Regions from separate parts of the Mus musculus genome. Here all the other regions are linked to region 1. A link is a loop called in an ENCODE intact Hi-C map of the cell type or tissue named here. Cell type or tissue: left cerebral cortex. All regions are shown on one strand.

The links. A loop is a pair of places that touch in the nucleus more often than their neighbours do. Peaks named below come from ENCODE experiments on the same cell type or tissue, not always from the same donor. Only the 100,000 strongest peaks of a DNase experiment are listed, where the experiment ranks them.
Region 2: it touches region 1 in a loop (2.4-fold over the local background); 3 of 42 quality-filtered maps call a loop at or near these places.
Region 3: a loop joins it to region 1, with 2.6 times the contacts of the local background. A loop is called at or near these places in 7 of 42 quality-filtered maps.

The regions. Positions count from the first base shown.
Region 1 is chr4:32,235,486-32,243,485 of GRCm38, reverse strand. It overlaps a transcript of Bach2 not described here. Among named protein-coding and RNA genes, the nearest start is that of n-TGccc3, 9.2 kb to the right of the region's middle. In left cerebral cortex, CTCF peaks have their summits at 3,550 and 4,838; DNase peaks (open chromatin) are centred at 4,162, 4,453, 4,825, 7,346 and 3 more places; H3K4me3 peaks cover 2,774 bases; H3K27ac peaks cover 2,722 bases.
Region 2 is chr4:32,071,337-32,079,336 of GRCm38, reverse strand. No RefSeq gene overlaps it. Among named protein-coding and RNA genes, the nearest start is that of Gm52717, 86 kb to the left of the region's middle. In left cerebral cortex, no CTCF peak of the experiment used is centred here; DNase peaks (open chromatin) are centred at 691, 2,667, 3,876, 4,507 and 1 more place; H3K4me3 peaks cover 832 bases; H3K27ac peaks cover 1,070 bases.
Region 3 is chr4:32,409,387-32,417,386 of GRCm38, reverse strand. It overlaps a transcript of Bach2 not described here. Among named protein-coding and RNA genes, the nearest start is that of Bach2, 4.0 kb to the left of the region's middle. In left cerebral cortex, CTCF peaks have their summits at 2,124 and 4,102; DNase peaks (open chromatin) are centred at 2,246, 3,658 and 4,107.

The DNA.
Region 1 (8,000 bases):
CTTGGGGCAGGATTGTGTATTTCAGACCGGGAAAACGAGCCCCGAGCTAATCCAACCTTTTGACATTCCATGACACTATACACTGTTGAGAACCTCACAATGGAGTTCTAAAAAAAAATAATAATAATGTCCCTAAGGTTTTAAGTAAAAGTTACGGTTTTGTGTTGAACTGCATTCAGAGACCCTCATAGCACAGTGCCGGGCCACAAGCAGCAGGCTGAACGCTCTAGGAGCAGACATTCAAAGGTTCAAATCGCAACTTGCCAGTTCTCAAGAACCAGCAGAGCACCTACCTCACAGGTTGTTCTATGAGTCAGTGAGACACATGGAGGTGAAGAACTTCGTACTCTCTAGCAGAGCATGAACAATCAATAAATCAAACCTACTGTTTTAACCAAGTGTCCCCAAGTGCAAGCATATATGGCAGTCTTCAGGCACTAAACAGGAAGTTACTCTACTTTGGTCAGCAACAACGCAAAGAAGCTGGATAGTTCACAAACAATGGGTTAGCTACCTGCAGCGTAACACTGTGCCCATGGAACTAAGTACTTAACCTTCTAGACTGAAGTTTCTATTTTAAAAAGAAAGGTAGTGATTCCTGAACAAGATGTTAATTTGGACCTCCATTGTTCTTAAGCCTTTCTGGTTTCTTGACCACTGTACAACTCCTCCGGTAGAGGCCTACAAATTATCCACTATGTGTCAGACTTCAGAGAATAATAGATTATTAAGTCTGAAAATATTAAACAACAAGATGTTTTAGTATACTAAGTAGTACTCAGTATAGGCCACCTGCAGCTTTAAAAATGATGTTTGTTTATTTAACTTACCGAGAGAGAGAGAGAGAGAGAGAGAGAGAGAGAGAGAGAGAGAGAGAGAGAGAGCGCAACTTTCAGAAATTGGTACTCCCCAAACTCAAGTGCTCAGGCTAGTCAGACTTGGCTCCCTAGTGCCTTTATCCACTGAGCCATTTCTGATCCAGCCCAAGTTCCTACAGACATTCTCACCAACGCTCTAGAGGGGATTTCACAGGACAACCCGGATCAGGCAAGGGACCTGGCAGCACAAAGCCTGCATTCACACTCACCCTGCCTGGCAACAGCAGACAAGGGCTTAGAAGTGGCTGCCCCCCACCCTCCTATACTATGCCCTCTCCTCATCGGGACCAGATGCACAGTTTGAGGGATGTGGTGGAAAGTGGAAATGAGGCCCCTTTCTTTGTTTATGATTTAAGATCTTGAAGAGGCAAAGACATAATTTTAAAGCAGGTGTGTGCTATCTGAGCAAGAGAGGGCAGAGCAGTGTGCAGATGCCCGGTCCTGGCCTCGGAGGCTGTTCTTCACTCCATCCCATGATCCTACATCCCGCCCCCCCCCCCCGTGCCCCCAGAGAATCAGCAAGGTGCTAATTTACCTAAGCACTGGCTCACTCATTCAACAGTCAGGCCAGCCTTTGAAGCAAACCAGAAACTAAGTCTCTGAAATCCGATGGAGGTTTAAAACCAAGAGCAGTGTCGCTTGAGAGACCAAGGGTCTCTTTCTTCCTTGTTAAGACTGGATCCATACCAGAGATGCTAAGCAAGAGCTAATCCAAGTGAAATCAAACTGCTCCCAGCAAAACTGATTGGCCTGGGCCCTTCTGTTGGCATCGAAGGAGGCTGCATCACAGATTCAGAGGAATAGAGTTCCCAGTCACTAATGAATTACTGCATCCCATTGGCTGGGCTGACCATGGGCACAGAAGTGCAGGGCTGGCTTGAGAGAGATTTGAACGTGAACCTGACCATCTGGCACCCTGTAACTCACTTTGATCACAAAATGAATTGCAACAAATTGAAGAGCACATGGCTCGAGTTAATTGTCTCATCTGTAATCTGAACCTACTTTTAAGCACTTATTATTACCCTCCATCAGGTGGAAACATTTCCTCCCATCACGGCAAAGTGCATTTTCCTGATGAACTGTAATGGATCATTAAATTCCATATCTGAATAACAATACTTTGCACTTATTCGGTGCCTTTCATCCTGGGATTTCAAGGCAGTTTGCAAATAATTAAGCCCCTCACACAGCAGCCAGAGGTGAGTGGCTGGAAGGGAATTGCCTGAAGATTCTGAGTCAAAGGGCATAATTCAATGGAAAGAGAATACACCGCAGCCTCCCAGGCAGCCTCCCAGACACCGGTAGCACTGAAAGTAAATTAGGGGCTATTTGATTCCCTCCGACTCTTTCTGCCTCACTCTTGCTCGGTGGCAGATTCTGACACACAACACACAAAGCACTAAGAACTACCTACCAGGGGTGCTTACAATCTAGCTAGGACACTTAGACATCATACACCTGAGGAGGAAAACAGATCTGTACGAACTGACATTCCAACCCCCTTGATAGTCAAAGAATTTATTCAAACATTTAGATTACCATGTGGCAAACCTGAAGCCCTTTAAAATACAAAATGTAAATATTAACCAAACTATTTTATGGTGGCAGATCTCGTTTCTGGACCCTACCCACCTTCATTTGAATGACTTTGGGTTTCAAACATAGCAATTAGTGCCAAAGTGGGTGATCAATAGTTTTAAAGTACAGAACAGGAGAAGCCATACAAAGTTTTGTGGTGATTATAAGCGCCTGGAAAACTGAATTACAATAGAGACACTGACAGAACGTTCACTGGAACAGTTTGGCTGCAACACTGTGAATTGGCAAGACTAATTCTAACAAGATGTCTTTTTTTTTTCCACCACGTTTATTACCTGCAAGAATGAAAAGGGCCGACCACTGGCAAGCTGTTAGAGGCTCAGGATGGGATGACCTCACATTTTAAGCAAGTCGCCCGCTGCCTTGCAGAAATAGCCATCTCTTCAAGAGGAGGGGCATAAGGCAGTTCAAGCTTAGCTTTTCTAGTCAGCCTGAGCTTTAGCGGCACAATTTCCTACATGATACATTTTAATGATCTGAGAAAACCGTTATCAGAGTTAACATCTCTAATTTTACTCTTAAACAGACAAAAGCAAAAAGAAAAAAGAAAAAAAAAGATCTCATTAGGCAGTATCTCCGCCAAGGTTCCCACTAGGCTAGGAAGCATTTTTATCTAAAGTAATTACCCTTTTTAGTTAAATACACTCAGCAGATGAAATTAACAGAGTGAGAGACTATGACACTAGACAGCGAAGGTGAAAATCCAGGAACGCGTCGCCTGGCCGCCCACAAGCCCGCTGCAAGTCGCAGTTGGGTCTCTGGGGTGGGACGCTCCAGCCCCTCTCGTTCCAGGAGGCAGCGACAGCAGTGGCTGGACCCGCGGAATGCGAGGAGCATCTTGTTGGGTCACACACAAAACCACCCGGACCACAGCCTGGCAGGAACTTCGCCCAAGTTGCCAAACTTGCATGAATACAAGAGGAGGCTGGGGAGATTCAATGTGCCCACGACCCCGGGGGCCTGGGATGTGCGGCTCTTCAGACACGCGCCGCCCTGCGGGCTTCCTCTAAGTTCCGCAAATCCTCGCCCAGCCCAGATGCTGAATCAAGTCCTCTCTCGCGGGCACCTGGGGTAGTCCATGAGCGCCGCCCGCCGCCCTCTCGGTGCCGCTCGCTCCTGAACACCCGGTGGGTGGGTGAACTGCGAGGGCCGCGGTGCGGGGAGGTGCAGCGAGTTGTCCCTTCCTTAAACTCGACTCTTGGGTGGAGCCCTGGGGATTGAGAGACTTGCACACAGGTGTGGATGTGTGTTCTAGGGCCTTGGGGAGAAGGCGGTTACAAGGTGTCCCCTCTTGGAAGCCCTGAGCTCCCCTGGGCACGTCTGCGCCCGAGGACCGGGGCTGCCTCTTTCTAGCGCCCGGCGCGGTCATCCGAGCCACCCTGCGGCGGCTGACAGCTGAGCGCACAGCCACAGAGCCGCAGGGCCACAGAGCCGCGGTCTTCGCGGAACGGCCGCGCGCGGGGGTGCGGTGGGCAGGGAGGGACCAGGCCACCCGGAATGGCCGGAGCGCGGGCTGGGGCCGGAGGCAGGGCCATGGGTCTGACAGCTGCTGCGGCTCCGGCGGCGCTGCTCTCCCCACCCGCCCTCCCGCCCCACGACTGACTTATTACCCTCGGCTCCTCCTCCCCCTGCTGTTCCAAAACACCCGGCGACGCGAGCAAAATACAATGCCGCCTCGCCCGCCGTAAACAGGCAGGCGGGAGAGCGCGCCCCGCCGCCGCGTCCTCCGCTCGGCTCCCACCCCTTTCCCGTTCCTAGAAAATGCCATAAGGCGGCCGTGGGCGGGGAGCGGCCGTTCGCCCTCCGGACTCGCTGCCCGCCGCGGCCCCACGCCGCCCGCTGCCCCGCTCGCCCGCTCCCCGTGCAAACTTGCCCCGCTGCGTCGCCTCGGCCCCGCGGCCCGGTCGGGCACTCACCTTCCCGGGAACTTTCGTCCCCCTGCGCCGGTCCTGCCCGCGTCTTCCCAGCCCGCAGCCCCCTCCCGGCCGCCGGCGTGGTGGGCGGTCCTGGGGTCACTGAGAGCAGGCGGAGGGGATGCGCATCACATGGCAGCTCGCTCGCTCGCAGCCCCCCGAGTCCGGGAAGGGGGAGGGGAGCGGCGCGCGCGGCGGGGGCGACGGGGGAGAGGGGGGACGCGGGCCGCGAGGGAGGGGCGGCGGGCGAAGCGGGGCGCAGGGGCGACCGCAGCCCGGTGCGCGGCCGCGGGGCTGGCTGCTGAGGCGGCGGCGGCGGGGCTGCTGGCTGCGCCGCGCGGCTCGCGCTCTCCCGGAACGCCCACACTCTCAATCGCTACATTGTTGACATTCGGCGCTGACGTCACCCGCTCCCCATTCACAATAACTTTACGGGAGCGGGGCAGCGCACCTCCCCGGCCGCTGGGGCGCGGTACGCCGGGTGACTGGCGTAAGCTTCTCGGCGAATGGCGCTCTCGGGGCTCCGGCTCCGGCTGGCGGGCGCGCGCTTCGCCGGCTGGCTCGGGGAGGGGGCGCGCCTCTCGCCGCCGCGGACGCCGGGCTCCAGGCTTTGTGCGGGCCGCGCGGCCCGAAGAGCCCTGTCTTCCCCGCCCGGATGACTTCCTAGCTCCGCCTCTCTTTGCCCGGGCCTTGAAAGTCAGGGCTTGTGGGGCTAGTGGGGTTGGGAGAGCTGCGAAGGCCAGTGTGGCACGTGGGGAGGTCGCCAGAGCCATGGGCACTTCATCAAAGGGAAAGCCGACCTGGAACCTGACATTCCGCGGCCGACTACAGCTTCCCTGAAGGAGCTGGACAAGATGAGCCATGAACCCTGGAAAGCTGAATCAGGCCCCCTTTTATGGGAAGTGGGCCTTGAGAAGAGCAGCTCCCTACCCAAGAAGAGTTCTTTAAAGGCCTACCCAATGGAGGGGGACCTCCAGCCACCAAGAGCTATATATTTCCCAGTCTAAAAGATCTTAGAGTTTCTTTCCATCTCCTTAACCTCAACTTCCACTGAGTTTCCACAGCTGTCACTTGCTTGCCCCTCTGAATGCTGTCAGGTTGCTGTTGCCCCTTTAAGCCACCATAGGCTTGGTGTCAGGTAGTTGAAAATTTAAAGAAAGTAATTAGGACTTAGGTTGAAGGTACATTTGCAATAAAGTAAGGTTGTGTTAGTTGCTGTGCTGGTGCCTGCAACCTCACCCTTTGCCAAGGCCAGGAAACTGCCATGTTTCCCTAAGCACCTATAACTTGCTCCCCTACCCTGTGTAGGGCAGCGTTTCATATTATTACACGTGGTGCTGGCTTTTAATGAAGATTATAAAACTTTGGCTGGCTCTACTGAGAGAAGGATCATAAATCCCCCTGTAAAATGGGCATTGGCATATGCCGAGGAAGCCAGGAAGCATCGCTCTGGGAGTCTTGTGATACCATCCAAAGTGTTGCTCCAGCCGCCCGCACTTGAGGACTTAGTAAATGTCTGGGTGGAAAACTAAGCAAGAGCCCCGTGTAGGGTGACAGTGCCTACGCTAGTTTTTTCTAACTGCTGTCCCACTTTCCTGGGTACCCGATTCTGGTTTCAGGTGAGGCAAAGACCGGAGCTCTGGGTCTTATTTTCCTGTCTTGTCCCCTTTGAAACAAACGCTGTCCGTGGCAAGTTCTACCCAAATTCCCGGCAAGGACATAATGCCAATTCTGGCCTGCATTGCTAGATAGTTTCTTACAGCCATGGGTAGTTCTTAGGGTGGTTCTCATACTTTAAAACATGTATTGGTTAAAAGTTTTATGCATTTTTAAAATTGTATTAATTAACTTACTAATTTGATTTTTCGAGACAGTTTCTATGAGTAGACTCCTGGAACTCACTCTGTAGACCAGGCTGGCCTGGAACTCAGAGATCCACCTGCCTCTGTCACCTGAGTGCTGGGATTAAAGGCGTGCACTACCATGCTGGGCTAAGCTTTATGCATTTTAATAGCATCAATAAATGTTTTCTTATATGAGCCAGGCTGGAGAACCTTTATAACCAGGTTCATAGAGAACCAATGAGAATGTTTATAGGCATATTTTAGCAAGCAGGCTGTGTCTGCTAGGTTGTATAGAACAGCTGGGACACTGACGTAAGGGAGGTAAGCAGGGAGTTATTGTTACCAACTGATCTTATCCCTCTCCTTTCTAGAGTCAGAGCGTTTCAACAATAGCTAATAGGTGCTCTTCTTTAGTCAACCTGCCTAGAGAGGGAAAATACATTAAAAAAATAAAAACTCATTTGCAGAGGTTCTGTAATCTTATCTTCTATGGCTGTGAAGAAGACAAAATCTTTGCGTTTTGGGAGGTTGAAGGAGACAAAAAGGGAGTTGTTAGTTGTTCTATTTTAATTTTCAGCAGTTAGAAGTAAGTTTTTTGGATTAAACTCCAGAAGCCACACTCAGAAATAGCCATGAAATAGTAATGCTAAGCCACGCCCTGGACCGCCATGGAGGTCAGGCTGCAAGCAGCCTCAGCACCTTCGTCCTGCTTGCAGGCCTGTCTCTGGGTTGTGCCCTTTAGGCGTGTACAATGGGAAACAGATGCGAGATTTTCTCCCTGTGTGTTGCTGCCAGTAACCCGAGTAGAGGTCAATTTCAGTCCGATGCCTGGAACATTCAACCATTTTGAACAAACTTTTCTTCTCCCTCCACAGTTACCTGTGGGTTTGACCCTGAAAACAAACTTTTTTCTAAGCATGATATGGTTTTTAAATGGTAAAGCTTTCCTCGGTCCTTCGCACAGAGCGAAGGACCGAGGAAAGCACTCGGTAGGGGGTGATGGTGTTAAGACAAGATGGTGGTTTTTCTTAAGGCAAAGCAGGAGGCAGAATTGAAGGAGGCACAGCAGGGCAATCTGTCAACACAGAAAGAAGTGGGAGGCTAAGAACAAGACTACCAAATCCAAAGCCAGGAGGAGCCAAGCTGCCTGAGGGAGCTCTGCTGCAAGGAGTTCAGTCTCCACTGAGCTGAGCTCCTGGAACTATGGCCGACACTTATTCTTTCAACGCCAGATGGTAAGGCTAGGCTGCGCAGGTGACACTGGGGAGAACGGTGGCTCTGAGATGAGAATGTGGGTTTGTTCAGCAGTTGTTGAAGTTATGTGGAACCATCTTCATGGTCAGACTGGGATGGGGACAGAGAGACAAGGAGCCAAACTCTATGCTATGTCATTGGGTCGTATGGTACAATAGCCAGTCAGTGTGTGTGTGTGTGTGTGTGTGTGTAGCAAACACAGGAGTGATGGTGTTGGTGCTGCTCTTAGGTTAGATGACTGGGTCAGATAAGTCTCTTAACTGAAGGAACTTTCAAGTGGAGATGTGAACACAGCAAGAGGGCAGTCCCTCCAGCTGTCTTGGGAGGAAAGCTTTTCAGATTTCAAGACTGATGCAGAGGTCTTTGGGTAAAGTAGACTCAGCATCCAATGAGCCACAGTGCCTGAGAACAGAAAGGAGAGTAGCAGGCAAGAGAGCCCAGGGGTGGAGTGGGGGGTGGGTACCAGCAGGCTTTCAGATGAGGCAGTCTCAAGGCCTGGACCAACCTTT
Region 2 (8,000 bases), 160 kb after region 1:
ATACAAGGCCAAACTGCCCGTAATGACTTTGTATCCTTCCAGCGTGTGTTTTTAGAGTAGCCAGTTACCTAGCAGACAGGCTTTGCTGAGCATGGATCTCTGGTGAGGATGGCTTCGAGTGGTCCATGAGGCTCACAGGGGCTATGGCGGCTTGTGTGATGTGTTGACCTCACTGGAGATTAGGAAGTCAGAGACCCCAAGGCTGGAGCTCTGGAGGTTGTGATATCTGTGTGTACCCGAATGGTCGAGAACTCAGTGTGAAGCAAACCTCTCACCTCTCATAAGCTACCACGTGAATACCATGCACATTACGTACTCTCGTGGGGACACGAACACACACACACACGTGTGCTCCTGAGACAGGAGGCAAAGTGACTCCATTTTTTGCTTCTCTGTGAGAAGAGCATTTCTGAAACTTTCCACAGAGCTCTCCCCCTCAGATGGATGACGATTTTAGCAGTAAACTAAAAACACATCTTAGGTAGTAACCCGAATGCAGGCAGCCTGGCCTAGCACAGCGGCTCAGTATGCAGGAAGAACCTGAGACGTATCTCCGTTTGTTAGTATCTCCTGACGCCGTAGCTACAGCAGTTAATTTCTTTCATGGCTACAGTACATCTGTGTCAACCCCTTACACGGTTCAAGGCAGATGAAAGGGACAAATCGTGGTTTAGCTACATCATCACCAGCAAAGAGCCCTGTGCACATCTCTCTGCCTTACACAACCCACTGGTGCCACTGAGGTTGGTAAATGACTCAAGCGAACAGGAAGGGAACAGAGAGCTAGCCAGCCAACACTGATGACTATATTATGTTGATATCTATGCCTAACCTATGAATTTGCTTCTCTGGCACTTAGCAGAGTATTTAAATACACCCCTCCAAATCATTCTTGTTTTCTTATTCCTTTTACTGACACATTTTTGTTAAGTGACAACAGAAACTATGAATACCGTAACTGGCCTCTTATTCTAAACCAAGCAGCATTGTGTTAGGTGACTTTTCTCCAAAACAGTTACACTAATCCTCCAGTAAAGTGAAAAATCACTGTCCCTAAAGAAGCTAAAGCTTGGGGCACTTGTAGGCTATGTACTAAGAAGTGTAAGAGGTCCGAGTCAAACTCAAGCTATATAGCTCTAGAGCCTGTCTGTTCCCAGGGCCAGAGCCAGCATCCACCTATAAAATAGTCTTAACGGGCTAGGATAATGATTCAGAGGGGACAGCGCTTCCTGTCCAAGCGTAAGGCCCAGAGTTCAGGTACCCAGCACCCAGGTAAAAGATGGGTAACTGTGGTGGTCACTTGTGTTTCTAATAGTTGGAAGCGGGCCAGAGACAAGATACATCCTAAAGCAAGCTTCGTAGAGAGACAAGAAACAGGTCCACTGACAAACCCTGTTTCAATAGGCAAGAAAGCAATCAAGGAAGACACCTGATATTACCATGTGCGGCCACACACATTGGAACACAACTACCTACCCATACTCCTGTCACACACACATGCAAAAAAAAAAATGGCCTTGGGAGAGCAAGTGGATATTGTTTTCATAACGTTTCTATACGTTCTTTTTGTATGACAGATTCCTTACAACCCTTTGAAATCATTCAGAAGAGGGAAAAAATGTCATTTGGTGCCAGCACCATCTCCCCGGTGATGTCGGGACTGGAGTCAGGGCGCCCCTGGCTCTTGCCCCTGCCCTGGCTGCACTGGGCTCCCTGCATTGCCTGCTGCACGTTTATTTCAGGATGGATGCACTGCTTACAGCCTCCCTTTTGCTACTGTCCTCCTGGGAGCTCAGAAAGGTCTCTGGGAAGTACAAGGCACATGGTTTAAAGAGAAAGGGCTGCGATTCTTTTGCCTCTTTATTGGAATAGATTTTACAATGGCAAAATTCAGCCAGGAGGAAGCCCAAACCTGGCAAAGTGTTCTTTATAAATATTGGGGGCTGAGGCTGCCAAGTCTGATTCCTTGAGTTTCATCCTCAGAATCCACGCAGAAGGACAGCAGCCACTCACTCATGTCCTCTGACCTCCACACATGTGAATATACACATGCACAGTATAAATAGATGTAATAAAAAAAATCAGATTCTTCTAAAAAAATGGAAACACATTAAAATGTTACTAGGTCAGTTAGAAACACTGGAGAGTTTCGTTTCACGTCTAGGCAGTCTTGGAGCGGAGAGAAAACTTTGCTCAATAAGCATAAATTATGTTTTTTTTCCAAGATGATGGAGTGTGTACCATGTGACCTTGCTGCAGCTTTTTGGTCCACCATGGGCAGGTACGTGGGCCTACCATAAGCGTGTTGAAGTCAGGTCCTTGGGATATGTGTCGAGAAAGACCCTCTGGCAGCTCCTTAGGTGAAACACCTGTATCTGTGAGTCTTCCCACCTGCCACCCCTGACCCCCACCTCCAGCTCCAGAAAACCCACAGGCGCATGTTTCTACTGTGTTTACAAAGCCAAGATCCTCTATCTTTACAGACCAGCCTCTCGTGGCCTTGGGATTCTCCAAGATGCTTTTGAGGTCCCTGCTGTGTGGTCCTTACACTCAGAGGCGAGCGTGGGCGAGGCCGTCTCTGAAGGATCTATTGCAAACCATGAAAGAGAAATGCAGGTAATTATAGCACAATCTGCAGGCTAGTCGGCGGCGCTGGGTTTCTCTTGAGACTCAAAGGCAAATCAGGAAACATTTCCCTGGTTTTCCCTCCTGCAGACACTTGGGGTTGCTTGTGATTACTCATTAGTTGCTTGCAAGAGAAAGCTGATGATCAAACGTGACCAAGGGACTCAGCCTTCCCTGTCTGCTGAGAAGTACCCTATAGCGTCTGGTTCCTTTATATTGGCACAGACAGACTGGGACGGACTTTCTGAGAGCCTATTTGTTTATTCACCAGGCTTAGATGTCTTTGACAGTCCCCATCAAAGGACTCCAGAGAGCCCCAAAGGCATACAGATTCTTCTCCTAGCCATGACCAGTGACTATGACCTTGCCTTTGCTCCCTCCCTCTCTGCCTGATACCGTCAGCATGATCCCTACCCATCATGGCTTCTGTTTCCACCAGCCGCAGAACTGGCCCAGTGGGTAGGAGGCAAATTCCTTCTCAGGTTGTCAGGTTCCATGACCTGAGCCATTCTGCTGGCCTAATCTCATTTCTATTTCTGTTTCTTTCAAAGAAAAATAGTTCCATTGCTGTCTTCTCTCATGTGCACTAGCAGCAGGAATTAGCAGCATGCCTTCCTACAAACCTGGCCTGATGTGTGTGTGTGTGTGTGTGTGTGTGTGTGTGTGTGTGTGTGTGTGTGTGTGTGTGTGTGTGTAGGGGTCCTAGTGGCCAAAGCACTCCTGGAGGCAGAGATCTTCTCAGCCTCTTCCATGGGACTGGCCTGGGTCTTCCCAGTCCACCTGGCAGGGCTGGGCTCGGAGCAGTTGCGCTAATTTTCTCTATCCCGATCCTGTCCTAGTAGCAAGTGACTGGCTCCAGGGGAGAAGAGCCGAATCCATCAGACTTCTCTTTATGTGGGTCTAGAAGTGGGGTTCTGAGCTGAGTTGATGCCTGGGTGTATTCCCAGATTTCTTTCCACTAGGTCAACACTTGCCTCTGTTTACCCTATCCGCGGGTTACCAATCTCCCCTGCTCCTGCTCCACTTTTCTCACTCCAAAACCCTGGTGCTTACTGGTGATGTTTATAGGGCCTCTCTTCTCCTCACGCCAGCTCTTGGAAAAGTTCCATTGTGAAATACTACAGGGAACTATGCCTCCGATCTAAAGAGAACGTTGCGCCCCGCATCCGTGGGCAAGCAGCTGCAGGTGGGAAATATTTGGAAAACTAAAGAGATGTGAATTCCTGGAACACAGGGCAAGCTTTTTCAGGTCAGTGTTCCCTAAACAATATGGGACGTTGTTTAAGGCATTGCCTGTGACCTGGAGTTGACTAAATTAGACAGGTGGTTTGCACAGGTTCCCTGTAAACATAAGAAAACGATGCGCGCATCCACACATCTTGATATTTAGGAGAAGGGCCTCCCAGAATCAATTCTCCCCAAGTACCGGAGGATGACTGTTCTGTCAAGGGCAGAGTGCTCCTGTGAACAACGAGACGAGAAAATGGTAAATCTATGCTTCACATGCACAGATAATGCTTCAGTCCCTCCGTGTGCAGAAGAATCGCCAGCTTTGCATTGTGCCAGCCCCCTCCCCTCTTCTCCTGATTTCCCCTGTGACCCATAATGTCCGCGGGGAAAGGAGATGAACAGTGAGCGTGGCTGGTGGCTGCGCACCCTCCCTTGGTGAAGCCCGCCTCAAAGGCATCTCTCCTTGGTGGTGTCCCCATAGTCGCCTTTGCCTAAAAATGCTATGTTCGGCTTGAATATTGTTTTAAAAATAATTTGCTCTTGAAAGACACTGGCCTTTTTAGAAAGCAGCTTCTGGCACGGCGGCGCTGATGGCCCAAGCTGTTTTGTGATCTAAGCTCTTTGAGAGCACTGCTGCATCTGTAGCTGGGAAAGCCAGCAGTAAAAGGACGGTTGCTAAGGGAACAATTGAATTGCTGACACAGAGACATAAGATGTGACTGAAAACTCTTTTCTTCTCCTGCCACGTGGAAAAGAAAGCAGATGAGTCAGAGGGAAGAATGGACCGTCCTTTCTGACTGCTAAGAGAGAGCTAAGGAAAAAATAATCCCAGCCCCAAGAGGAATAGTCCCGTGGTGATTAAATCAGGGACTGGAGCTCAGGGTTAAGAGCACTTACTGCTTTGGCGGAGCAGGAGACTCCATTCCCAGAACCCCCACGGTGACTCACAACCACCCATAGCTCCAGTTCCAGGGGTCACAATGCCCTTTTCTGACCTCCATGGACCCTGGACATGCATATGGAACAAATACATACACACAGGCAAAACATTCATAGACATGAAATAAAAATAAATACGTCTTTTTTTTTTTTTAACTGAGAGAATCTGAAGCAGCTGAGAGGCTGAGGTTAAGTTGAGTGTGACAGCCAACTGTGAGATGGCTGACCACAGGTCTCTTAGTAGCGTCAAACACAGAGGGCATTCCACGATAACAAGTCTTCCTTGAGCACCACCCTCGACACTTTGAAATATTTCTCAATTTATTGAATCACTCATTTAAATACCATTGCCATTTTTGAGAGAGTCTATTGGTTTTTAAGCACCCTTTTTAAAGGTATAATTTATATACCTTAATATTCACTACAACTATATATTTTAGTCTGTTTGGGACTGACTTTATGGAGCCCCTTCATAATATATATTTATAGAATAAATACACCTCATCAGAAAATCCCCTTTGTCCATTCAGTCATTTCTTCCAGCCCTAGGCAAAGACTAATCTGCTTTGGAACTTGCTCATTAACTTTTCATAGATAGACCCTCAACTGAAAGACACCACAGAACCTGTGGTCTTTTGTGTCTGCCTTACTTTCCCTTGTATCGTGTTGGAGATCCATCCATATTGTATCATGCCTCAGCTCATTTCTTTAAAACTGAATAATATTCCGTTGTACCAACATATAGCACTACACATTCATCAGAAGAGGGCTTTTTTTTTTTCTGGTTTAAAAGAATTATGAGAAATGCTCCCATGATCATCATTACAAAAATCTCTGTATACTGAAGTTTTTCTCTCCTTTGGGGTACGCACCTAGAGTTATAGTTTCTGAAACGTGGGTATGTATGTTTCCCTTTTCAGCAGGCCAACAGAGGACTCAGCAGGTAAGGCACTTGCCGCCCAGCCTGATAGCCTGAGTTCGGTGTCCAGACCTCACGTGGTGGAAATGGTCTAATCATGTCGGATGGTCCCTGGTCTCATACTTATGCTAAGCACGTGTTTATAAACACACACACACACACATAGTAAATAAATGTAATAAAAACATTTTTAAAAATATTTATTTTAAGTATATGAGTGCACTGTAGCTGTCTTCAGGCACACCAGAAGAGGGCATCAGCTCCCATTATAGATGGTTGTGAGCCACCATGTGGTTGCTGGGAATTGAACTCAGGACCTCCAGAAGAGCACTCAGTGCTCTTAACTGCTGAGACATCTTTCCAGCCCAAAGTTTAACATTTTTAAAAGTTTTACTTACAAGCAGTAAGAGGCCTCTAGTTTCTCCCCATCCTCCATGAAGATCTGATTTTTTTTTGCAACTCCTCTTTTCATGTATTTATATTTTTAAATATTTTTTGACAAATCCATACACAAATACAATAGTGTCTTATTCATATCTGCTCTCCTATTTCCCCCTGAGACTTGCCTTGGACTCCCCAATATTATACCTCCTGTCTTCATGTTCTCTTTTCTCTGGTCCCCAGTACCCATCCATTGCCTGTAGCATCTTAGTTAGGGCTGGCGTCCCACAAGCCCCTCCTTACCCATGCTGGTATTATTGATTGACTTGATCATCTGCAACTAACCACAGCTTCTCTGAAGGCAGGAGGGCTCTACCATGTCCAGAAGACAGCTCTTCACAGTGCTTCTCCTCATCTGCTAGGATTGTATTCTTGTCACCTTCTCTTCTACTGCATCCCCTGCACCTTGCTGGAACCAATACAAGGCTGAACACTCAACACTTATTCTCAGCACATTGACTGCTACCCACAGTGGAAAGAAATGTCCCTGACTAAGGTTGAGAGTAGCATTAATCCTAAGTATTTAGAAGGCAGCTTAACAACATGTCCTGATAGGAAAACATCAGTATAAGATTCCCCTAGAAAGGCAGTCCTCCCCAGCCTTGAGTATTGACCAGGTTTACAGTACCAGTTCCCTCCTGTGGAGCAGGTCTCAAATCCAGTCATAAAGTGGTTGTTTACCACCATAACATTTATGTCACTATCGGATGCATGGACCTATCTTACACAGCAGATCAATATGGTAATGCTCATTGGCACTGAGTAAGTCCATCAATGACTTTTCCTCCCCAGCAGCCTCAATACACCTTTTGACATTATAAAAGCCACCAGGGAGACATTTTTCAGATCTGTTCCACCTTAATCTCTCTCTGTTCTCAACCAAAGTGTATGGGGTCTTCAACAATCTTATTTTGGTGGACCACTAAGAACAAACCAACATGTGATGTTTTGTGGACCTTTGGGCTTCTCTGACTAGTAATTCATACAGAGGTATCACACACCAGTCACTAAGAATTTCATTTAATGATCGATGTCTTCTGGGGAGAGCATTGTCTACCAGAGGCAGGGTACTTCCATGCAAATGCCTTGTTTCCCATAGGTGTTTTTATACAGTTTTTCACCCTATTCTCTCCTTTGATAACCTGCTTTCATCCCTGCAGAAACCTTTAACTCCCAGAATTCCTCCCTTACTTTTGTACCACATATGTTCTATTATCCCTTCTCTCACTAAGGCCTCTCTCCTCCCTGTTATCATTTGCCTTTTGTAACTTCTTGACCCCTATAGACACCCCAAAATTAAACATACAAATCTAAAAGTCTGAGACTAAGATCCACATATGAGAGAGAACATTTAGTGTTTGTCTTTCTGGTCCTGGGCTACCTCAGAAGTGTATTTTCTAACACCATCCATTTTCCTGTAAATTTCCTGGTTTCATTTTTCTTTACAACTGAATAAAATTCTATTATGTATATGTATCACATGTCCATCATCTATCCATTAGTTGGTGGATATCTAGGCTGATATCACTTCCTAGATATTATGAATAGAGTAGCAAGGACTATGATGTGCAAGTATCTCTATAGTTAGACATGGAATCCTTTGGGTATATGTCCAGAAGTGGAATAGCTGAAGCATGTGGTCAATATATTTTTAGCTTTTTAAAAACATACCAAGAAGCTGGGCGTGGTGGCGCACGCCTTTAATCCCAGCACTTGGGAGGCAGAGGCAGGCGGATTTCTGAGTTCGAGGCCAGCCTGGTCTACAAAGTGAGTTCCAGGACCAGCCAGGGCTACACAGAGAAACCCTGTCTCGAAAAACCAAAAAAAAAAAAAAAAAAAAAAAAAA
Region 3 (8,000 bases), 170 kb before region 1:
CGTGAATCTCCTGCCTGCTGCCTCACAAACTCTACTCAACTTTGAGAACAACACAGTACTCCACAGTGGTTCTAGTGTTTCTCTTCAACGAACTACAAGGCCAGAGTAAGACAATCCCCCCTAGGTACCAATATCTAGGCTCTATTCGGGCAGAAGACCTCCTCTGCAGGCGTTCCCTGCAGACAAGCTTCCCTTATCAGGTGTTCACTTGAACCCCCACAGCTTGGATGTGGCTATGATCCAGTCACCCCGATCTCTCCGGCTGCATCTCAGAAGGCGTTCTTCATCAAATTCAAACGCCCCAGTATGGAGGCCGAAGTGGTGGTCTTAACTAAAAGAGGTTCTAGATTAACTTGTGAATTCTGGCTGACATCTATGCCTCCAAAGTGTTTATTTTCAAGTCAGACAAGCTTCTTGTTGGCTTTAACCTAACCTTAAGTCCTCAGATAAAATTTTCATTCATAAGATTAGACATATTTATTTCCTCTTCTCTGATAATGAGTTAATGTTTGTTGTAGAGCACATAAAAACAGGTAAAGAGTAAAGGAAAAAAAATAATGAACAGTGGTAACTTTGACCAATAAATGACTAAGGATATTTTGTTGTTGAAGCTCACTGCCCATTCAGTGTAACTTCTGGGGTTGGATACACACATGTACATGCATGCACATGAACACATGTGCACATGCACGCACACGCACACACACTCCACACCCTGAAAGGTGTTGGATTTAAAATTGGATTGTGGACCAGTATTCTTTTGGTACACAAACATAGAGGGTTTTTATTTAATTATTAAATATGAAATTAAATATGAGTTACATAAGAGAGAACATGTCGCAATGTTGCTACAGTTAATGAAAACACACTTTTGAATCCCTGTAGTATTATAATATTTCATAGAAACACTTCAATTGTTTTTCTCAAATGAGGACTTATCAGTTGTTTTCCTTCATTGTCACTGCAAGCGACACACGGAGGGTCACCTGAGTGTCAGGCTGCCTGAGTTTCTGACCATTTCTTGGGTCTCTAGAAAGCTAACAAGCGACCACGTTGGTGATGTGAGCTTCAAGCATGTCCTCACAAGTTTTTCTTTAGGGTTTTTTTTTTGAGATTTTATATATTTTTACTTTATGTGTATGAGTGTTTGCTTGAATGTATAACAATGCACCATGTGCATGCAGCCCTCCTGTATATAGTGCCTGCGTAAGCCAAAAGATGGTGTCAGATCCCCTGAGACTGGAGTTATAGACAGTTGGGAGCCTCCAAGTAGGTGCTGGGAACTGAACCTGGGTACTTTGGATGCAGAACCACGGTTCTTCTTTTGTTCTCTAAAAAATTATTTAAAGATTTTTGGATATTATAACTACATTTCTTCCTTCTTTTTCCTTCCTCCAAAGCCTTCCGCATACCCCTCCAAAATCCTCAAATTCATGGTCTCTTTTTTCACTAAATGCTATTCCATGTGTACATGTGTATGTATATACATACACACATACATACACATCCCTAAATATAACCCATTCTGTCCGTCTAATGGTACCTGTATGTATGCTTTCAGGGATGTCTGTTTGGGACTTGTGCTCCTCCCTGGGGAGGACCATCTCTCCTGCTCCCAGTGTTCCTGGAACGGAACAACTCTATTCTTATCTATAAACTCAACTTCTGAGTCCAGCACACACAATAACATAGCTAAGATATGAGGAGACAGGGTGTGAGCACTTTTGATTTTATTTTGAGAGTGAACTAAAATTCATCTCTTCCAGCAATCTTACATAAAAGTCTGGGTTGTCCCATCACAATGACCAAAAAAAAAAAAAAAAAAAAAAAAAAAAACCCAAAAAACCCAAAAGAACAAAGATGTATCAAGAAGATTATTTGTTCACTGTGACTTCATAATAATTCAGGGAACCTTGTCCTGAATTAGGAGCCTAAGAGGGTAGAGTGGCTTATAAAGGTTTGTCCTTTGTTGCAATCAGGTATATCGTTAATTCGGTGAGGTCACCAAGCTCATAGTTTATACAAATGAAGAGGTGAGGAAGTGATCCTCAGAGAGCAGACTTTGTTTCTCCTAATTGCTTGGGGGACGGAGAGGGAATAAAAAAAAAATCACACAGAGCTGCCACTAGGAACAGGGACATTAGCAGGAGCTCCTCGGATGCTGAAACTGTACAACTAGCATTTGCAAAGCTAATTACAAATCTGGATTCTCTCATTTTAAAAATATACTTCAAAGCCGCCCATGCCGAACCAAAGTCTGTGCAACTGGCAGATTATCAAAGTGTAAAAAAGAAAAAATGCACCACTCGAGCAAAGCCATAACTTCCAACATCGCTAACTCCTGAACTGCAAAATGCCACAGGCCCAAAGCTAGCAATGCCACATGCTTGTATTGCCGTACATTTACAAGAGATTATTGTTCCTAAGTCCGGAGAGACACAGCCCTCTGTGTCACAGTGGCTTCCTTATGTGGGACAGGTGCTCTGCCTCTGAGCCTAACTCTTCACACAGGTTCTTCTTAGGATTAAATGAGGTGGAAAAAATATGTATATGAATATATGTGAATATGTGGGGATTTTGGGGGGATTTTTCAAATTATAAGACATACATTTAAGGTTGAGAAACATCTTGCTTTTTATTAACAATGTTGCCAGGCATTAAGGTTAATAATCCCCATTTTACAGTAGACACAGAAAGAGGTAGCCAATAGATGAGTGAATAAATAAATACCAGACTAAGTGTTGTATTTCTCAGTTGGTCACAAACTAGCTGAGTGACTCTCTTGGGTCATGAGATGATGATGTCTGAGGTCTTGTTGAAGCTGATAGTTCTGTCATTTGGGTCATGGCCATGACAGTGGTATGTGAGCCTACAGAATGACCCTTAGAAAGTGTCCCCTTCTCAAAGTCAAGGCACCATGACACCTAGAGCACCAGCCACCAATCTGGCCTGCAGTGTTGTGACCCTCCAGGTCATTGGCTTCCTCACTTTACGATGACTGAAGAAGGGCCCGAGAACCTTAGGGAAATAGCCTCAGCAGATAGTGAAGAGCTTAGAGCACCGAGCCTCTGTTAACTCTGGTGCTTCATTATTTCACCAACTGGTATAGTCAAACAAATTCATACTGCTGCATGGTGTCTTGCTAGCAATCTGATTGCTATTTGACCACTAGTCTCAAGCAGGTTGGTAAATAGGATTTTTGTGTTAACTATATGCTATAGTCACAAGGGATGCTCTTAAAAATCTTGGGGCCACTAATTTAGGTTTCTATGATAATGGGGACCTCAGCATTCACAGCACAGCACAGCACAGCACAGCAGCCTCAGTGTGGCGACCCAGTACCTAGAGTCTACCTGCTAAGAATGAGCAATTGATTTTAAGTTAAGTCAAATTTAAATAGCTAAACATGGATAGCGGACAACACAACCATAGGACACTGCTCTTTTGGAGGTCTTCCAGGCCCAGTGGCCCACAGGATAGCACATATCACCCCCATTCAGCCAGTAAGCGCTCTGAACTCCTGGCCTCTTAGAAACAACGGTGAATACGGGAGTGCTGGACGCTTCCTGCCTCGACTGCATTTTCTAACAAGATTGATTTCCAAAGACTCCACACACAGAGTGGCTCAGTGGACAGTTCTCAGGAAACAGTGGGTGATGTGCTGTGGTACAGCTACACCAAGCATGACAACACCGCCTTTTCCTTTCTTCATAGTTACTGTTAAGAGAAGCAGGGGGAACTGCAGAAGTAGACGTGTGAGTGGTTTCTATTCATTCATTTCCAAATAAAGTAGTGTACTGCAAATGTGGGAAATTATCTGTCTATAATTCCCTCTTGCGTAATCTTAAATTTACTTAAAAGAAAGAGTCGGCAGGACCTGCATTTTTAAGGTAGGAAGAGTAAATGGTGTTTAATTACATAAAAATGTTCAAGAGGGTCTCCAGCTGTAAACAGCGGGCAAGGGAACATTTGTACCAATTAGCTGCGAAACGATTGGGTTTTCTGGAAAGTTGTATAGGCAAGGCTGATTGCGTTCTTTATCCCCGACAGCTTAACTCCTAGCTGAGCTGGTCTTAGTGGGCTTAAGAGGATGTGATGAGCTACTTCCCCCAGGAGACGGCAGGTGGAGGCATTTTCACCCACACATAGATCTCATACGAGCAGAATCACTTCTTCAAGACAGAGAGGTAGCTCAGGGCTCCTCTCACTCCCAGCACTGATTCTCTGGTGTCTTCCTGAGATTAAATTCCTTCCCTAATTGCTCCTTCCCACCTTCCCAGGATGTGGGGTAACACAAAGGATAGAAAATAAAGTATTCAGAGCATCGGTCCATGTCTGTGCTGAGCCTGAATGCACGCTAACAACCATGCACGGTGGCACCCCTTGGCTGTGGGATTAAAAGTTTCTCCTTCTCTCTCCTTTATCAATGTTATCTCCTGAAGTGGTGGATGCTCTCTACAAATCAGCAACAGTTTTCTCAGCAGAGATGCTGCACAGAGAGGTCAAGGTGAGTTTTCTAGGTTCAGGCTACCACTTCTGTCCAAAACCAGCTTACTGGTTTTTAGGGCTAATACTGAGACGAATCCCCATTTACACAGGGGCATTCCCCACTTCTGGATTGAGTGCCTAGAGAATGGACAGTGATCGGAAAACAAAAAGTTCAATTCCAAAAATAAAAACATTTAGAGATTATTTGCTACTAAGCAAGATCAAGTTCAAATGTTCTGCCAAAATATTAGCTATAGATTTACTGACAGTGGTTCTAAAGTCCTTACTCATACCAAGAAGGACTAAATGTGGACACGATTTTGTGGCCAGAAAAGCTTTAACAAGTAATGGGTTCACTTGGCATTAAATTTTGGAATCTATAAATATGAATTTAAAAATTATCTTTCAGACAGAATTTAGACATCCACTTATGATGTGGATTGGAGATGTTTGGGTTGCAAATCTTGGGGCTCTTGTGTCTTCTACTGCCCTGGGAAAGCAACACAAGGAAATGTGCCCTGTGCTATCACAGAGCAAAAAGGGGGAAGAGATAAAGGCACTTCAATAAGATGGAGAAAGTGAATTAAGATTGAACACACACACAGAGACAGAGAGAGACACATACAACACAGACAACCACCAGCACACACACAGGTGCACACGAACAGGCACATACCCTAGGGAGATGCCATTTACATGTTTCAGGTGCAGGGACCTAGTTGTTCTGTCTGTGGAACTGTAGCTGGAATGCAGTTTCTGGGATACAGTGCTCAGACCATCGGTCCTTCTCTTCCTGAGCCTGAATTCACTCTGTCTAACAACCAAGGACGGTGTTTATGTTCCCAGATATAGCAAAATTCAGATGTTATCTATCCTATCCTAAAAGAGGTTGCAACCTGAACTATTTGTCACCAAGCGATTTGGAAAAAAGAGTTATAAGAAAAGGAGAAGTAACCAAAAACAAATGAGTGAAAACTAGCTAATCTGAACTAATTCCTAGACTTTCATTGACTCTGTAACTAACAGACACCAGTCTGTGGGTACAGCGTCTGTATTACTACCGTGATTTTCCTTTACTGAAAACTTCTATTAGGGACTGAGCTAGGGATTTTCAGTGTTATTAGCCCACTTGGAGGATAAAAGAACCTTGGCTCGGACACTCAAAGTGCCTTACCTAAGGGCACACCGCTGGACAAAGGGACTACCCAGGCTCACCCAAGGAAGCAGCCACCTCTTTCCTACACAACACTGATATTCACTACCAGTCAGAGAGTACGTTCCCCTCCTCAAAAAAATGGTGTTCACTTTTTCTGTGTACTCAGTAAAACAGCAAAGCAAGGTGGCAAAGCAGCAGATGCCATGGCAGTTTGTACACAAGCCGACTGCTTAGTTTGTTAGTGCTCATGCGTTGTGAAGCACATTACAACTTAGAGGTGTGTCCCCCCACTTCCCCTTCTGTTGTAGTTTCTTTTGAAAAAGCAGTATCATCATCTTGTCAGAGTTCCCTCGAGGAGTAACTGTAAGCATATGGTCCATGGTTGCTGAGTATCACAGGGAAAACCCATAATAGCAATCTCATCCTGAAATCCAGCCTCTAGAGAGGATCATCAGCCCTGGCAACGCCCACCCAGAAAACATCCGCAGAGTCGGTTCTCAAATGGCATCGGGGTATTAGTGCCCACGTGACTTCAAGGATACTATATCACACAGCCAGACATCAAGTTCACTGTGGGCTGCAAGCAGGCATACCTCTTAGGGGCTTCTGTCAACTTCATGAAGAATGTTTCTTCTTGGATCTTGGATGGTCATCAACAATGCCTTAACTCTTCCTCCTAGCTTCAGTACTTGGTCAAGTTGTAGAGATCTTTCTGCCTCCTCCTAAGATTTGCAGTCTTCTAAGACCTCTGCTATCTTTCTTCTAGAAGCCAACAGAGATCCTGCACAGTTCTGACCCTTTCTTGAGAGCCACACAGCCTCTCAGTCTCATCTGCAGACTGGCTTGCTTCGTGCCATCCAGGCAACACAGTTGAGCATCCGGATCCCACACTCACAAGTTTCTGAGCTGACCCTGTGGGGCCACACAAGGATGGCAGCTAAAGCAAGGAAAGGCTACAGGAAGTCATGCCGAGAGCCCTTAAAGACAAGTGAGGCGAGCGGCAGGTAAGAGAGGCATGAGGCAGCATGTCAACAGAAGATGCTACCGTGGACCCAACTGCTCCAGCAGAAAAAACCACGAACCATCTTTGCTCCTCACTGCTGGCTAGGCCCTCAGTACAGGCTGTCAGTTCTATCTTCACCTTACATCTCACATCAATCTACCCATCCTCGTCTCTACTTTATTTATCATCTGTGATTTCTCACCTGGCTCATTATTCCTACTGACACAGAAATTGGCCTGTCCTTTTTCTCTTCTTCCCTGGCTGGCAGGGCCCTCAGGATCTCTCTGGGTGAGACTGGCCACTGACAAGATTCTGAACGCTTAGTTCTCCTGCACAGAAATCTTCTCACATAAGATAAGTGGACCGTCGCCACTCTGTATTATCCTATGTTTTTGTCATAATAAAGTATCCAGAGTTTATAATTGGCCATTTTCATCATTTTAGATAAACAGTTTAGTGGTCATTAAGTACATTTCTGGTTGAGCAACCATCACCACTGTCCATCTACTGTAATGGGAATTAATGATCAAGACCAAAAATAAGACTTAAAGCAAGGGCCTGGAGAGAGAGGCACTTTGAGGGCTGTGCCTCATTTTATATAGAATCTCTCCTATAGATCAGGGCCTCCAGGACACACCCTTCATTTGTTTTCCACATTTGACACCAGAGCTGTAGGAACTCTGGTCTCCATATGGAAAAGGACCTTTGGATGCTTTTCTAGGTCATATACTAGTTATAATCACAGACACAAGCATCCCAGCCCTCCCGGTCTCCACTATCAAAGCATGACTGAAGCGGCGTTTCTTGGAAAGACGACTTGTTTACCCAACATGCTGCATCTAGACGGAGCTGGTTTGTCACTCACTTGTTTCTAAGCAGGGTTTCCTTCCGAGTGTTGACAAAGACCATAAAAAATGTCCTTAGCCATTCAGCATTTAATTCAACTCCACAATATATTTTTCTTCCTTCTTGGTTTAATGGCCTCAAACGTACCAACATCCTGCCTTTCCGAATCCTCTAACAAGTCCCATCAAATGCCAGGGCAGAATCAAACTGCCCTGCAGGCAGTGAGATCATGCACTAAGAATTCATTTTTAGTCCAAGACTTGGGAGTGCCAGACCACTTAGTGCAATGTATCACACGGCCAGAAAATTAGCCTGGCACTCTAAATAATGTTTTAACATTTCTCCTATCAAAGGTCCTTTTACAACCTGATGACTCCTTCCTTGGAAAAAAATTAACACACACAAAACTGCTCCATGTGGTAATCAAAGGTTCAAGGACCTTTTCAAGTCTATTAGGGGTCCTCTATGCATCTGTGAACTCCAGATTAAAATCTGTAGAAGAACTAG